2 separate regions of the Homo sapiens genome follow, and region 2 is linked to region 1. Evidence: read pairs that join two places in POLR2A ChIA-PET (ENCODE). Cell type or tissue: CD4-positive, alpha-beta T cell. All regions are shown on one strand. Each heading gives the region's core, and the rest is flanking DNA. Links, peaks and the distances in the headings are about the cores only.

Region 1 (8,532 bases), core at 2,383-7,382:
ACATAGTGAAACCCTGTCTCTACTAAAAATACAAAAAATTAGCCAGGTGTGATGGTGCACACCTGTAATCCCAGCTATTGGGGAGGCTGAGGCAGGAGAATCGCTTGAACCCAGGAGGCGGAGGTTGCAATGAGCCGAGATTGGGCCATTGCACTCTAGCCTGGGTGACAGAGCAAGACTTCATCTCGTGGGGGGAGTGGGGGGGAAGAGAAAAGGTAAGAAGACAGATACATATATAACCATGCTAAAATATGGAAGAATATAAATTGGAAGATGGCCTCTTGTCTCAGTGAAGGAGATATTCCAAGCCTTCTTTTCTTTTGTCTACCCAAGCCCCTTAATGAAGGGGAGGGCTCGATCAGGGTCAGGGCTAAGATAGGAAGATATACCTTTTATAGCCATTGCTTGAGGACAATAGGCTGTAGTTTTTTAAAAAACAATTTTTTCTTCTGCTAAAAGGGAAGAATTCAACAACTGTCATTTAACAACAGAGAGCACAGTGCCTTGTAAGAACCCACACAGGTATTTCATTGTATACAAAGATGAATCATAATTCCAGCCCTAAGGAACCTTATAATCCAATTTAAGAAAACCCATGAGGTAGAATTATGTTAAAGGTACAGACAATGCTATGGATTCAGAGGAGGGGAAAAAGTCAAGGGATTATTAAAAATGTTGCAAGCAGGGAGATGAGGTGTTGAGGTGTGATTTTAGAAGATTAAGAGAAACTTCTAGGATAGTCTGAGTTGTAGGGAGAAGCTAAAGACACACTTTAAGCTAAAGAGAGTGCAGTGGTCTGGTTAAGAAGTAACAAAGGTATAAACCAGTGATGCCAGTGGAAATGAAATGAAGTAAATTTAAGTAAATGTAAGAAGGCAGACTGTTAAAAACTGATTATTAATTAGAATAAAAAAATTTATTTCCCAAGAAGCCTCTTGCTTCTTTCTAACTTTATACCCAAACAAATATAAGCAAAGGTGGCATTGTCAGAGGTGGTTTTGATGGAGATGCTTATCAATAGGATGATAAGGTTATTTTCATTTATAACCTGTTCACTTCTGGACAGGATGCCTCCAGCTGTTTTTATTCCATAATGTCCCTCTGCAATTATCTTCAGAGCTTAAGGTAGCACAATTAATTAGAATGAATCTGAACTTTGTAAAAATGAGATCTAGATTGCAACCCCAGCACATTATTTTATCTCCTCATGCCTTAGATTTTCATTTGTAAAATGGGAGGGGCCATAATTCATAGGACAGTTCTAAGAGCAAAATTTGATAATATGAAAACTGCTAGAAACAGGCAAGTTACTGTATGACAGTGCCAAAATGCTGGATTCAGGTTGCCATCTGGACAGAAGAAATATTTATAATAAATTAAGAACAAGCTTTTAGTTAACAGTGCCTCTCATAATTGATTCCAGCCATGTTTCTGTTAGTGATAAGATGACAATCAGATGGACTTAAGCATTCGTAAAGAAGCGGAGGCAAGGCTCAAAGCATCAGCATTAGAGTCTAACAACCTGGGTTACAAGGATAAATTAAATCTCTCTTAGCCTCAATGTCCTCACCCACACAATGGACATGATAACATAGCAGTCTTAGAGAGCCACAGGATTACATGAAATCATGCACAGTGAGTGGTTAATACTAAGTGGTCAGTAAATATTAGTTGTGGGACCTACCTAGTAAGAGCTACAGTACATTGAACCAACTGTCCTGTCTTACTTGGAATATAAATTAATTACTTAGCACAGCATTTTTTAAACACCCATGACTTTACTCCTCCTCTTTGTGTTTTGGACTTGAATAATATGTATTTGAGATAAAAATTATTAGGTATTGATGTATTTTTTAAAATTTGGTATTTGTAATGGTATAATTACTTCTCTCAATTACAACATTTACTAAGTATCTGTAAATAATTTAGTGTTAAGTACAATCTACCCTCACTGATTTTACATATTATAGAATCTATATTTTAAATACAATATTGAATATTATCTCTTATTTATCAATTCTTTGAGTATCTTTCATTATTGATATATTTTCAAGAAAATTTACTGATCAGCATCGTAGAAATGTGTAGTTTCCCTAGCATCTATTCTCTCCTTCTTCTGTGGTTAATACAAGCTCAAATCTTTAGCTGGGCACATTGCCACTGAGAATGAAGACCATATTATCCAGCTTTCCTTGAAGCTGGGTGTGACCAAGTTACTAAGCTCTGGCCAGTGAGATACAAAAGGGAATGGGAGTGTGCATAGTGAATGTCACTAAAGTGAGAAAGCATATGCTTATTCTCCCAGTAAATTCTTCGTCTGTCTGAAATGTGGATGTGATGGCCAGAGCTGGAGCTGTCTTAGAGACAGAAGCCACATCTTGATGCTGTTGGAACAACAGAGAAGGGATTTGAGTTCCTGATGATTATATGGAGCTGCTAAACCAGTCCTGCATTGCCTTTATTTACAAGGAAGAAAAATAAACTTTCCTGTTTAAGAACTTTTATATCAGGGTTTCTGTCACTGGAAGCCTAATCTCATCCTAAATAATACAGAGAAAGTGAAATCTGAATTTCAATTTCACTTATTTTCTTAATAGGTTTTTTCCTCAACTTATGGTGAGAAAGAAGAGATAATGTTAAGGGAGAGAAAAGGGGCAAGAGGATTCATTCAGCTGCCCCACCACTGCTATAGTTCACATCATATTCCTAACCTGTCTTTTACCCCCAACCACTCTAGGGTCCATTTTGCTTTTCATCCTAGAAGTTCAACTCCAAAAAAGAACTGACCCCAAAACAGCATTCATTTGTTCATTACTCAACAAATGCCTGCTGAGCATCTAGTGTGTGTTAGATGCTGAATAAAACAGACCCCTAACTTCAGAGAGCTAAGTCAGGTATTTTAAGAAATGTACATTAAATTTTCCTCTGTTAATTTGTACACTACACCTCTGTGGTCCCAAATTTTCTTATAGGATTGAAGTAAAAGACTGAGTATAAAAGGTCGGGAGAAAGCTGACATATGGAGTAGGTAGGAAGAACCTTAGTACTGGAAATATAGGAAATAAGGTGTTCAGGACTCTTGGGGACAAAGGCAAAGATGTGACTACCCGGCAGAGGGAAAAAAAAAAAGGAAAAGGAAAAGAACACAGTCACTGACTCTTACTGGGCTTCATGTAGCCTTAGAACCTCTGTCACTTTTTTTGAGAAGGGGTCTCACTCTGTTGCCCAGGCTCAGTCATAATGCACTGCTGCCTCAAATTCCTGGGCTTAAGTGATCCTCCCACCTTAGCCTCCCCAGTAGCTGGGACTACAGGTGCATGCCACCACACCCAGCTAATTTATTTCTATTTTTATTTTTGTAGAGATGGAGTCTTGCTATGTTACTTAGGCTGGTCTCAAACTCCTGGCCTCAAGTGATCCTCCTGCCTCAGCCTCCTGAAGTGCTGGGATTACAGACGTGACCACTGCACCACTATCACATATTAATGATTAATAGGGACAAGCTCATTACTAAACTTCTGTAACTCCCAGAGCATAGTAATTGCCCTCCTTATTGTATCTGCCCTTTGTATTATTAAAATCAAAGACTTTCAGAAACCCTCAAGACTCCCCACCATTCTTTTCCAATTCTAGGCCCCATTCAGAATTTCCACCCTCTTCTAGCCTCTTATTAGGACCTTTTCCTACCAAGGTACACTTAGGAAAGAGAGGAGTCATCAGAATGGGGAGGGAGGGAGTGTTGTTGGAATTCTCAGTTAAAATTTAGTTTTTTTCATAGAAACATTGCTAAAATAGAATCTAAATGTCATTACTGCTTCCAGCTTTATAGTTCAGCAAACCTATGCAGTTAAAATCAGCTTTTGTGGGTTGGCTTTACGATTTGTCTGAGTGAAAAAGTAAGTTCAGAGTTTCAAATAATTAATATGAATTTTAACTTTAGACTGTAGTCCTTTTGTGAGGAATGGAAAGCTTAACCATCATTCTTTGCCTAATAAAAGATGGCATGGCACTAATATTGTTACACACTTGGCTCCAGGAGAATGAAAAAGAAACAAACCAGTTTCTGATGCTGGGATCTAGTGTTTTTTGTTTGTTTTTATCTGAGGTTTGAGGGAAAGTGTATTTATCAAATACTACTAAACCAGCTTAACTGTGACAAGTAGTTCTTAATACACTATAATATGATATGATAAAAAAAATTTTTTTTAGGTTGTGGTTTTTAACACTTCACAAGTAGTTTCTTTTCCTGTTAACTTTCAGACAACTCTGCTTAAGCCTAAGCTAAATACCTGGAGGAAGTGCTACCACAATTTTAGCTTTCTTGTTTCCAGTGGCGCTATTATTCTCACCTGTTCCCCATTAGTAGAGTATCATATGTTCACTTACAGCTCTCTTTCTAGCCTAATAAAAATGCTCTTAAAATAATTACAGTAAAATAATAAAACAGTCGTAAATCTGAGAGAGACAAATAGGCATACTGCCCCATCAGTACTAACAAAAAGGTTTACAGATGTTTAAAAACTTTCTTTGGCTTTGGTTCAGCACCTCAGTTAGGAAACTTACCGATCAAGGTCCCTTGTCTTTTTCTACAGGGCCCCCGCCCATAATGTGCTGCCAAAATATAGCTGTTATATTCCTGATACAGCATAAAAAGGCATGAAAACTTTCTAAGTAGTAAAGACAATCTTTCCCTCCCCAATGGGCCATAAGTCCAGAAAAACAAGTTACCTCACTTATGAACCACGCTATTTAAGACTCTGTGATGCAACAATATTGCACTACTATTTTCTATTAAAATGTACTTTTCAAATCAAAATCTTAGCTAAAATGTCCATTAAGGTTATAAAAATTTTGTTTTTTCTCTTATCCTTTTAAATTGGAATTTAGGGCACAGAAAAGAAGTATGTTTTTATTTCACCTAGGAAACATTATTAGGCCGTAGAAACCATAACACTCCACTAATTAGTATCTTTGCAGAGCAATAATTAAAGCAACCTTAATTCACGGGGATGATTCTGAAATACACCAAGATGTTAAAATTCCCTCCATTACACAATGCAATTATTAATATATTCAGCATCTAGTCCAATGTGATGTAATAATTACAGAATTTCAGAGCTAAAACAATTATAAGTTGGGTGAAGCTAGAATAGATTTGGAGCATCTAAGTATTAATACTTTAATTCTATAGATGAAGAAATTGAGAACCAGAGGCAAAATATATGGTTTTAATGTTGAAATATTTATCATATTATAGTTTTTAGAAACTTGGACAATCATCAATAAAATCAAGGCTGGCCTTATGATTTACTAGAGTATATGGCTGCTTGCTTGGTATAATTTCAGAAGCGCTATTATAAAAAAAAAAGGCATAGAAACTTGTCACCCAGATTCTTCCTCAGAGATAAAAATAGTAAAATGATACCTAGTCATCTTCCATTTACATATTTAGTTGATGTTCAACGATGCCTATAATTCTATAAGCTGACTAATTCCATTATCTTTTGTTAAAATGCAAGTACCCTGAAAAATAGAAAAATCATTAAGCAATATAATGGATTCAAACCTTAGGTAGGCATTTAAGGTCAAAATCATGTCTATATGAGTATTCTTGAAAATCTCTTCTGGAAGGTTCCATGCTAGAGACTGACAGCCCACTTCTTAACTAAGGCCAAAGTAGACATTTTGTCCTGCAGCATTAGAACAGATGACTTTATTTTCTAGCACTAGTTGGAGTCACTGGCTTGTATTTAGGGGCTTTGTATAAAAAAGCACAAGCCAGCTGGGCACAGTGGCTCACGCCTATAATCCCAGCACTTTGAGAGACCAAGGTGGGCAGATCACTTGAGGTCAGGATTTCAAGACCAGCCTGGCCAACATAGTGAAACCTCGTCTCTACTAAAAATACAAAATTAGCTAGGTGTGGTGGTACATGCCTATAGTCCCAGCTACTTGGGAGGCTCAGGCAGGAGAATTGCTTGAACCTGGTTGTCAGAGGCTGCAGTGAGCTGAGCTGAGATCGTGCCACTGCACTCCAGCCTGGGTAAGACAAAGCCAAGACTTGTCTCAAAAAACAAAAAACAACACAAGTCTTTAGCACCTGAATTACCTACAGCACAATGAGATGTTGACTCTAAGAGAAGCAAGCAGGAATTCAAGACCAAAGGGAATACAACACATTTCTGTTTCTCATTTCACACCCACTTAGGGGCATATGCTCTGAGTGGGATGTGGGACAGAATTGCCTATGCAATTTATATTTAAAATATTTTCTGCCCTACCTTAAGAAATTTTTAATAAGCAAGAATAGTTAAATTTGCATAAGTTAAGTGTATGAATGAGGTAACTCCATTGTAGGGATCAGCTACTTCCCTAAGAGCAGATTCTGACGGCAATTGGGGCAGAAAGAAAGGAAAAAGAAGAGCAAGAGGAGGAGGAAGAAGAAATGAAGAGGAAAAGAAGAAGGAAGGAGAAAAAAGGAAGGAGGAGGAGGAGGAGAAGAAAAGAGAAGAAGAAAAGAAGGGAGAAGGGAGAAGAAGGAAAAGAAAAAGAAGAAGGAGGAGGAGGAGAAAAGAAGAAAGAGAAAGAAAGAAAAAGAGAAAGAAAGAAGAAGGAGGGAGAAGGAGAACAAGAAGGAGGAAGAAAGGAGGGAGGAAAAGGAGAAGGAGGGAGGAGAAGGAGAAGGAAGGAGGAGAAGGAGAAAGAAAGAAGAGGAGAAGGAAGGAGGAGGAGGAGAAGAAAGAAGAAGAAGAAAGAAGAGGCTCTGTGCCTGAGGGCAAGGAAGGGATACTATAGAGGGTAGGGAAGACCATGACCAAAGATAAATTTTGCCTACTTCACAAATTTGTATGGAATATAAATTGTATATACTGCATAAATCATTTAAGTCATAATAGCTTATTAATCATACCATCTTACATTCTCAAACATGATTAACTGAGAATTTTCTGTAATTTCCCTTCACTTTTACAAACAGTAACTATTAATGTCAAAGTATCATCATTGTATTTCACGATTTTCAGTTCAAGATGAGGTCCAATTTAAGACAACTTGGAGGCAAGAACATCAAATCTGCAAATCACAGAGCTGTCTGGTGACTTTTCTTACTGAGTACTGCCAGCAAGCACTGGCTATCTTTATCTTGATAAGCACTACTAAAACATCTCAAGTGGAGGGGTCATAGTCCCATCACTGGGATTAAAAACCAAAATATATAGATGATTTACATTTGTAGATTCTAAACTTGCTAACCCAAATGGCGAAATGAGTTACTAGAAACGAGAACCAGTATTTTCATAAACTACAAAGTTTCTAGTAAAAGTTATTTTAGCTACCAATTCAGTTTTTTAAGAACCTTGTTGATCTTTCTATTGTCTTAACTAGAGTCTTGTTCATATAGAAAATAAGTTAGTGAAGTGAATTATTGTGGCTTCAACTCTGAAAAGGAAGCAGGATGGGAGAGAGGAGAAAGCACAGTCAAGGGGGATTATTTCATGGCCACAGACTGCATCACAGCTGTGGCTGGGATTTCACAAATGTGTATGTACCAACAGTCAAATGAAGGACTGTGAGAGAATGTGTATGGCTGAGCTCACTTAGGAACCACGACTGGGAAAACAATTACCTGGAAAGAGATGGCCTACTGATACCAAGTACAGTATTATCTTTAGCGTAAAAACTTCAGTCATGAGATAAGAGATTATTATTTGAATTGCTAGTCTTCAACTACAGAACTAATAAAAGTTAAGCAACAACTACCCCCACCACAACCCCCAACTCTCCCTTCTTTCACAAGAGAAATAATCTAGTTTGGCAAGTCTCCTCTCCTTTATATGACATTCCTTTTTATTATATTTAAATACACCTTTTTGAACAAATTATGCAGAAAAGTATTACGACTGAGGATTTTTTAGGGGGAGTAATAATAAATTACTGGGGTTGAAGAAGGATTAAAAGGTTTCATTTATTGTTTTGGACTTCTGATTTCTCTGTCAATTTAGTTGTTAAATGTGGGAAAGTTACTAAGAATTTATCATTTTAGTTGTGCCATTCTCATTCCTTGTGTACATACTTGTCCAAGGACTCTTAGGGTAACGCCAGCAAATTACATCAGGTGTCCCACTACAATGATTAAATTAAAACAGGAATTCTTGGTGTCGCTTCCCTGAATTTAACTTCTTGAAAACAAATGAACTGTTAAACATATATGTGACAAACTAGCATAATCTTTTTTTTTTTTTTTGAGACAGTCTCGCTCTGTCGCCCAGGCTGGAGTGCAGTGGCGCAATCTCATCTCACTGCAAGCTCTGCCTCCTGGGTTCAAGCGATTCTCCCGCCTCAGCCTCCTGAGTAGCTGGAACTACAGGTGCACGCGACCACGCCCAGCTAATTTTTTGTATTTTTAGTAGAGACGGGGTTTCACCGTGTTAGCCAGGATGGTCTCAATCTCCTGACCTCGTGATCTGCCCGCCTCAGCCTCCCAAAGTGCTGGGATTACAGGCGTGAGCCACCGCACCTGGCCCAAACTAGCAT
Region 2 (8,532 bases), core at 2,161-7,160, 66 kb before region 1:
TTTTATCATCTCCAAGATGAGGATAATTAATGTCCAGATTGCAGGGTGATAAATGAGCAGATGTGTACAAAGAGCCTAACACAGTGCCTGCTGCATAGCAAGTCCTCAGAAGGTGGCTGACGTGCTCTGGAAACTCTTTAAGTGTTGTAACACCGTGCTACTAAACAGAAACTGGAACTCAGGAGTTGTTTGAAATAATTGGGTTTGCTAGGTTGATGTGAAATTTGGTTTTTCCAGGTAAATATAATTTTGTACATGTGTTTTAAAACACAATAAGGAAAAAAAAGTGAGCATTTTTTTTTAATCATTGAGGTTCACAGTCGGCTCCATGAGCATTAAACTGACTCAGGTTGCAGGGAGCAGAAGTGCATGTTCAGGTTGCCTTAATTCAGTTCTCGATGGTGGTAGAGCATTGAAATCAGCTGTGGAGTTAAAACCCAAAAAAACTAAAAACACCTTCCTGGCCCCAGCCCTAGGAATTCTGATTCAGAAGCTCTGGGATGAGGCTGAGAATCTGTGTTCAAAGTTCCACAGGTGAGTCTATTAGCTAAGATTGAGAGCCCCTGCTCTCGTTAGCAAAGGAGCTTAAGGGAAGAGTGTACAGAGAAGAAAGAAGCCAGGAAACAAGATACTGCTCAAAGCCTCCCAGAGAGGCAGGCAGGAGCCAGAGTCCCAAGTGACCCCTCAGCCGTGGGCGTCATGAGCTCCGCCCCCTGGGCTCTGCCATTCTGGAGACCCAGCTGTGTTGTGTCTGCTGTTAGGGAAAGAATTCTCTCCCCACTTACTCTCTCTAGGCTCCTTCTAGATCATGGCTTCAGCTACCTCCAGGCTTCCACTTGCTGCCCTCCCTGTGTCTGTCTGTTGCCAGGGCACTTTCCTATGTCACCCACTCCAGGAGAAGATATGATTGGCTCAGTGAGTCACTGTCCTATGGCCCAGGGCTTTCCCGCATAGGCAGCAGCTACCGGGTGACAGGCTATCTGTGGTTTCCTTTGTTACCCAAGCCTGGGGCAATCAGCCATAAATAACAAGGATGGTGGGGCTGCGGGGCCGGGGCCGTGTGGCATAAAGATGGATCAGAAGGAGGTGTGGGCATGGCTGGCTTCTCAGCAGGGGCAGTGTACCTGGAAGGCACTTCATTTTAGTGGGCCCTGCTGCCTGTTACAGTCACCCCTTGGTATCTGGGGGGATTGGTTTCAGGGCCTGCCTCAGATACCAACACAGATGCCCAAGTGCCTGATATAAAATGACATAGAATTGGCATTTCACCTACACACATCTTCCTGCACACGTTAAACCATCTCTAGACTACTTATAATACCTACAGTGTGAACGCTATGTAAATGGTTGTCGTGCTGTGATTTTTATTTGTATTCTTTTTATTGTTGTTGTTTCAAATATTCTGTCTGTGGTTGGTTGAACCTGTGGATACGTGGCCCGTGGATGCGAAGGGCTGACTGCGCTCCATTCCCAACTTTTCCATAGCCTAACTGGGCTTCTGATTGTGCTTCTCCCGCCTCTGTGCCTTTGCACATGTTCTGTTTCATTTCCTGCCTGCCCATCCCAATCTGCCTAGCCAGGTGCAGGCCCTTCCCACGTAGCTTCTCAAGCCCACAGTCGTAGGCTAGTCATAGGAAATCTATACTTCTTATATAGCAATCAGTCATGAATTGTGTAACTTGTCCTGTAATTATCCTGTATTATTATTTTGTGAGTTTTATCTTATTTCCCCTTTGCAACTGAACCACCTTAGGAAAAGGATATTGCCTCATACAAAGAAGGTACTTGATAGCTGCATGTGGATTGGCTAACAATGGTGGTACCTTTGTTTCAATAGTGCTATATCCTTTTAAAAGCATGTTTATTCTATTTTTGAAAGATCTGAGGCCATCAGCTAGGTGACAGATACGGAAAGTAGGTTTTAGGACAGTTAAGTGGCTTGCCTGAAGTCATACTGTAGCAAAGGCAGGAATTCCCATCCGAAAACAAACAACTAGCCTTGTGTTTTCCAGCCGCTCCGTTACCTAGAACACCCTTACTCCACTGCACCTTGTGCAGGGGGACTGTGGCATGGATAACAGCAAATAAACACAGCTCACTCAGGAAGCCAAGCCACTGCAATGCATCCCAGGTTTCTCACGTGAGCTCCTCTTCACGAACCATGGGGACTGTGCCTTGTGGGCTGGGTGGTGGGCTGTGCTGCCTCCTGGCTTTTCTCTTGGCAATGAGCACTCAGACCCTGACTTCTGACCGGGTCGTGGCTGGGTCTGGGCAGTGGGACTGCTGCGAGTGAAATGGGCATGTGGGTGAGAGTATACTTGCATTTCAATTCTTTTACAAAGATAGCTAAAACAAACAAACAAACAAAAACAGGCCATTTTGGAAACAGGATGAGCTGTTGAATTACCAAGGCCTGTGTTGAAGTATGAACACTGTTTTTGCAAATACTGGTATGGCAATTTCTATAGTAATGTAAGTTACCTAACTTTTTCTTGCTGAGTGACTAGAAAAAAAGGAGAAGTAATATACCCTCAACATCGTTGGAATGTTGACAGTCTTTCTGGAAAGTGGCTTTAAAAGAACGTGGTCTGAAACTTCCCATTATACTGCAGTCATGTCTTATGAGCTCATAAGCAGCGTGTTGATGCTGAAGTTCTTAGTGGTGTGCTGAGCACTCCAGACTACCATGAGCCCCTCTGTGGGGAGCTGGCACCTGATGACCATGTGTGTAGTTTATTGTTGCAAATGGGAAGTACACTAGGCTGTTGTATGTTCATCCTAAGTTTTGTGGCAGTGGGCACTTAGGTTTTGTGACAAGGGTAGAGCGGGGCCCCACGTTCAAGTTGGAGGATCACATCAACCTATGTTGAAGAGCTTTCAGGTGCTTCTAGAACATTCGACAACTTTGCCTTATAAGAGAATGGTCAGGGCGATGATAAATCCCTTAAACAGCCATCTGCTGCTGAACAGCTAGCTAGGAAATAGTGTAGTGAGTAAAGGAAGCTTTTATAGATGCTGCAGGACACAAACTTCTAATGATGATTGTGTTGTAATGACCATTGATACATATTTATATTTTAGGGTCTTTTAATTCTTTCTAATACTTTGCCCCAAATTTTAGTATTTGGAAGCATGCTGTGCCTAAAGAAAGCTTAAGAATGATTGGTTACCTAAATAAGCACTTTTCACACTGCAGGTCAGGAAAACAATTTAGTTGGTTGTGACCAGCATCTTTAAAAAATGAAGTAGCAAAGAAAGAAAATATCAGAATGTATTATATTTAGTAAAGACAAGTATTATAATGTGAAACATTTGTTTATTCATATATAAGTAGGTATATGTATACAGAGTCATGATGCAAAATACTGTGAAGCACAGTTTCTAACTTATGATGATTCAAATCTTAAAAAGAATTAATCAAAGGCTGAGTGCAATGGCTCATGCCTGTAATCCCAGCACTTTGGGAGGACGAGGTGGGAGAATCACTTGAGGCTAGGAGTTTGAGACCAGCTTGGGCAACGTAGTGAGACCCATCTCTACTAAAAGTGAAAAAATTAGCTGGGTGTGTGTGTTTTGTAGTCTTAGCCACTCAGGAAACTGAGGTGGGAGAATCACTTGAGCCCAGGAATTCAAGGCTACAGTGAGCTATGATTGCACCACTGCATTCCAGCCTGGGTGACAGAATGAGACTCTGTCTCTTAAAAAAAAAAATTGAATCATAGATCTAAATTTTTACTCAATCAGCCTCTGCTACTCTTTGCAGTACAAGTTCCAAAATTTAATACCCCATGTGATATGGCACTTTTAATGTATGTTGCTGTGTTTACTTTGAAACTTTAGACCTCATTTCTCTTACCTGTAGCTGTTTGGCTATTCTTGTTATCTTGTCTAACCCAATTTAGAATTAATATGGTTTGAGGGTGGATTAACTATAGGCTGGGCCTCAAGACAAGTAACATGGTCTTGACATTAGATTTTAAAAAGCCACTCACCCAACAGAGATTTTGCTAAAACCACTAAATCTAACCAAAGCCCTAGGAGAAAGAAGGGACTATGACATGCCCAGGCCACACTGCTCAGCCGCCAGCAGCTTGGGAAAGAAGGGCTTCTGCAACAGAATGCATTTTCTTTCTTTCTTTTCTTTTTCTTCTCTTTTCTTTTTTTTTTTTTTTTTTTTTGAGACAGAGTCTCTCACTGTCGCCCAGGCTGGAGTGCAATGGCACGATCATGGCTCACTGCACTCTCTGCCTCCTGGGTTCAAGTGATTCTCCTGCCTCAGCCTCCCAAGTAGCTGGGACTACAGGAGCCCGCCACATGCCTGGCTAATTTTTTGTATTTTTAGTAGAGATGGGGTTTCATCATGTTGGCCAGGTTGATCTTGAACTCCTGACCTCAGGTGATCCACCTGCCTCAGCCTCCCAAAGTGATGGGATTATAGGCGTGAGCCACCGTACCCAGAATTTATTTTCTATACAACAGAATTCATTTTCTATACAACAGAATTTTATTTTTATACAGCAGAATTCACTTTTCAACAAAATTTAATGTTCAGAAAATCTGGAAAACAGTGAGCAGGAAGATGGCCTAGAAATGTGAAATCACTGGCTGGGCGCTGTGGCTCACACCTGTAATCCCAGCACTTTGGGAGGCCAAGGTGGGTGGATCACCTGAGGTCAGGAGTTCGAGACCAGCCTGGGCAACATGGCAAAACCCCATCTCTACTAAAAACACAAAAAATTAGCCTGGTCTGGTGGCACATGCCTGTAGTCCCAGCTACTTGGGAGGCTGAGGCACAAGGATCACTTGAATCTGGGACATGAAGGTTGCAGTGAGCCGAGATCACACCATTGCACTCCAGAGTAGACTCTGTCTCGAAAAAACGGAATGAAATCTGAATCACTGAGACTACCTGACTCTTTTTGTCTGGAAGTAGCCAAACAGGAAGAGCTCTGAACGCACCACATATCACCTGCATTCTCCTCCCCTCAGGGCCCAGTTATCTCATGGGTGGGGAGATCCAGGTTTGCTTACAGGGTCTCCATGGAGCTCCTTGCCGAAGTGTTTGTGTCTGCCTGGAGCTTATCTCAGAACTGCATAGTTGACCACTTGGTTGTGATGAGAGGAAGGTACAAACTGGGATTCCAGACTCCCTTATCTTATTTTGGGTGGTGACACTAACACCCATAGTGCCAAAGTACACAGTGAATGTACACAAATATTCAGTGTAGAAAATCTGATATCAACAGAGTCATGAAGCATTTTGTAATAGGATTTTCATTGGCCCTTAAAAAAAAAGTATCGGCAGCTGGGTGCAGTGGCTCACGCCTGTAACCTAGCACTTTGGGAGGCCAAGGCAGGCGGATCACTTGAGGTCAGGAGTTGGAGACCAGCCGGGCCAACATGGTAAAACTCTGTCTCTACTAAAAAGAAAAAATTAGCTGGGTGTGGTGGCACATGCCTGTAATCCCAGCTGCTCAGGAGGCTGAGGCAGAGGAATTGCTTGAACCCGGGAGGCAGAGGTTGCAGTGAGCCGAGACTGCGCCACTGCACTCCAGCCTGGGTGACACAGCGAGAGTCCATCTCAAAAAAAAAAAAAAAAAAGTGTTGGCAATTTAAGTAACAACATCTGTGGTTGTTTTAGGATTTAGTGGTTACCATTTTAGAAGTTGGCCTCATGTCACAAATGTAGGAAGTGGCAGAGCTAATCTGATTGGCAGGTCAGTGCACTTTTCTGAAGTCTGTCACACAGAGTGTGAGGCTCAACATCAACATGTAAAATTGCTGTGGCAATCAGCACAGAAACCTCAGTGGTCATTTATCTTCCTACTTGGATTGAATATATTTATGGTCATTTATCTTCCTACCTGGATTGAATATATTTATGGTGTTCCCAGAATTCCTTGGATTAAGAATTGAAGTTGTACTTTTGCATTTTATTCTTACAAGTTCTTTTCTGCATTATCCATGGGCTCACTTGGGATTCTAATACTCCTTGGGATTCCCAAGGTCTCTCAGTTTTCAGTTATGGAGAGAGTTTGGGGGTGGAAAGTTGTCTTTCCAAAGTACTACTTCCCTGCTGCTTTGAAGCCAGCAAAGTTCTGATTTTCAGTAAAGTTTAAAGTGTCAAATTTAACTGAGCTATTTTCCTAAAAGATTTCCTGATTCCTTTTATACCTAACCTTTGAAGTAATTAATTTTTCTATGTACACATAAGGAAGTAACATATTAATACGTTGTTTATTCTGAGAAATTGTGATCTGACTTTTAGATACAAACTTACATATAAAAAACTAAGGAATTAGTTGAAATAAGGGTTCAGTTCAATTTTGGATTTTTTATTTTTTGAGACAGGGTCTCTCTGTGTCTCTTAGGCTGGATGGCGGTGGCATGATCGTGCCCCACTGCAGCCTCAATGTCCCGTGCTCAAGTGATTCTCCTGACCTCAGCCTCTCGAGTAACTGGGACCACAGGCACATGCCCCCATGCCCAGATAATCTTCTGATTTTTTTTTTTTTTTCTGAGCTGTCACTGTGTTGCCCAAGCTAATCTTGAACTCTGGGGCTCAAGCAATTCTCCTACCTCAGGCTCCCAATGTGTTGGCATTACAGGTATGAGCCACCACAACTGGCCAGACTTTTTTTGAAAAAAATATTGCCCATTTAAATTAAGATACCAAAATAGACTAATTGTAAACTAATGGGCTTGGCGAGGTAGCGCACACCTGCAATCCCAGCACTTTGGCACTTGGGGAGGCCAAGGTGGGAGGATTGCTTGAGGTCAGGAGTTGGAGACCAGTCTGGGTAATACATGGAGACCCTGCCTCTCCAAATAAAATAAAATAAAATGATGTATTCATAAAGAACAGAAGAGAGTAAAGAACTTCTCTGAAATCCTGTCTTGTGTTACGTTGGTATTAAAGGACGACCCAGGGTGAGTTTAACTCATATCATCAAAATTAAACTATATTCAATAGGATTACATTTCTAAATAATGCTGTAATTTAAATTTTTCTAATACAGATGAAGAACTAGCACTGGATGGCAGTTTTGATCCAGACCTAAAAAACTATCACAAACTCCATTGGGAAACAGAATTCAAACCTGTGGCACAGCAGCTTCTAAACCGAATTCAGAGACATCACACCTTCCTGGAACCCCTGCCCATTCCCTCTTTCTAACATGATGCAGATTAACAGTAGAAACGAGAACTCACGTCTCCCTCATTCTTAAGAACTGGTAACAAACGTGAACATTTTTTTCAGCATTAACAAATGTGGAAAGTTTTTCAAGAACTGGTTTTAGTGAGTAGCTGAAGTATTTTTTAAAATTAAGCATTTCTTCTTGTTAGGTATTATGGAAAAATGAATATACACATTATATTTCCTGTTGAGAGAAATGTAAGATGAAAATATGTGCATTTTCAAGTAAATGACTTTTTCTTCTATTCTCTATTAAACAATTTAGTTCTAGTCTTAAAATCTTGATTTAACAATTTTGGAATTGAAGTGTTCATAAGTTAAATGAACTGTGCAATGAAGGCTGTTAGATTATATAGAAAGAAGGGTAGGCAACATGAGTGGAACACGTTACAACATAGGATCTGTACTAATTCTTACTATGTCAAATAATAAATGCTCTCATTAGGTACCAGTATTTTTTTGGTCTTTATATTAAGAGAAGGAGTAAGCAGAAAAACTTAAAGAAAACTGCTTTGGGCCATCTGTTCTTTATTAAATAAGTAAAATAGATAAAATGAGAGTATATTTTCATTTGAAATAAAATGACTGGACTAAGACAGTCCTTCTAATTGTAACTCTCTGTGTTTGACAGGTGAGGTAATGTATTAGAAAGAATGCAGGCTTAGGTGAATGGTATACCTGAATCTGAATCCATGCTCTCCCCTGCTAGCTTTGTGGGCCTGGAGCAAGTAACTTAATTTCTTGAGCTGCAACTGCAAAATGGGAATCATATCAATTTTACTGTAGTGTAGTTTGGAACAAACCATTAAATGGGCAAATGGCCCAGTCCAGTGTATCATGTGGAGTGGGTGTTCAAGAACATTATGATGGCAAGCACTTTCTTAGCTTGCCATCCTTTGTAGGATGAGTTTGGCCTTTGAATAAATGATTAAAGAGCAAAAGATTGAGATTACTATTATTATCCTATACTAGCCAAATGAAGATGAGTTGGAAATAAAAATAAATTTGCTGGCTCACACCTGTAATTCAGTACTTTAGAAGGCGGAGTGGGGAGGATCCCATGAGGCTAGGATTTCAAGACCAGCCTGGGCAACAAAGTGAGACCTCATCTCAACAACAAAAAGCAAATTTACTACTCTGCTTGGAGAAAAGCTTTTATAAACAGCTCATTTCTCACCCTACAAAACACCAAGACTCATGGGATGAGAGCAGGCATCCCAGACTGAATGGGGTTCTTGAAGCCTATTAGAATAAACCAGCTGGGCATGGTGGCTCACACCTGTAATCCCAACACTCTGGGAGGCCGAGGCGGGCATATCACCTGAGGTCGTGAG

Evidence for each region. ChIA-PET counts read pairs that join two places held together with the same protein. Peaks named below come from ENCODE experiments on the same cell type or tissue, not always from the same donor. Only the 100,000 strongest peaks of a DNase experiment are listed, where the experiment ranks them.
Region 2: POLR2A ChIA-PET joins it to region 1 with 5 read pairs; 2 of 35 experiments call an interaction of 5 or more read pairs at or near these places.

Annotation. Positions count from the first base shown.
Region 1 is chr6:109,032,431-109,040,962 of GRCh38, forward strand. All of the region lies in intron 1 of SESN1 (sestrin 1), which reads right to left. It also overlaps a transcript of ARMC2 not described here. Among named protein-coding and RNA genes, the nearest start is that of SESN1, 58 kb to the right of the region's middle. In CD4-positive, alpha-beta T cell, for the core only: a CTCF peak has its summit at 6,408; a DNase peak (open chromatin) is centred at 4,281; H3K27ac peaks cover 473 bases.
Region 2 is chr6:108,966,338-108,974,869 of GRCh38, forward strand. ARMC2 (armadillo repeat containing 2) reads left to right here. Exons shown (of 18, transcript NM_032131.6): 18 at 7,020-8,139. The coding sequence ends at 7,177. Among named protein-coding and RNA genes, the nearest start is that of ARMC2-AS1, 47 kb to the left of the region's middle. In CD4-positive, alpha-beta T cell, for the core only: no CTCF peak of the experiment used is centred there; no DNase peak of the experiment used is centred there.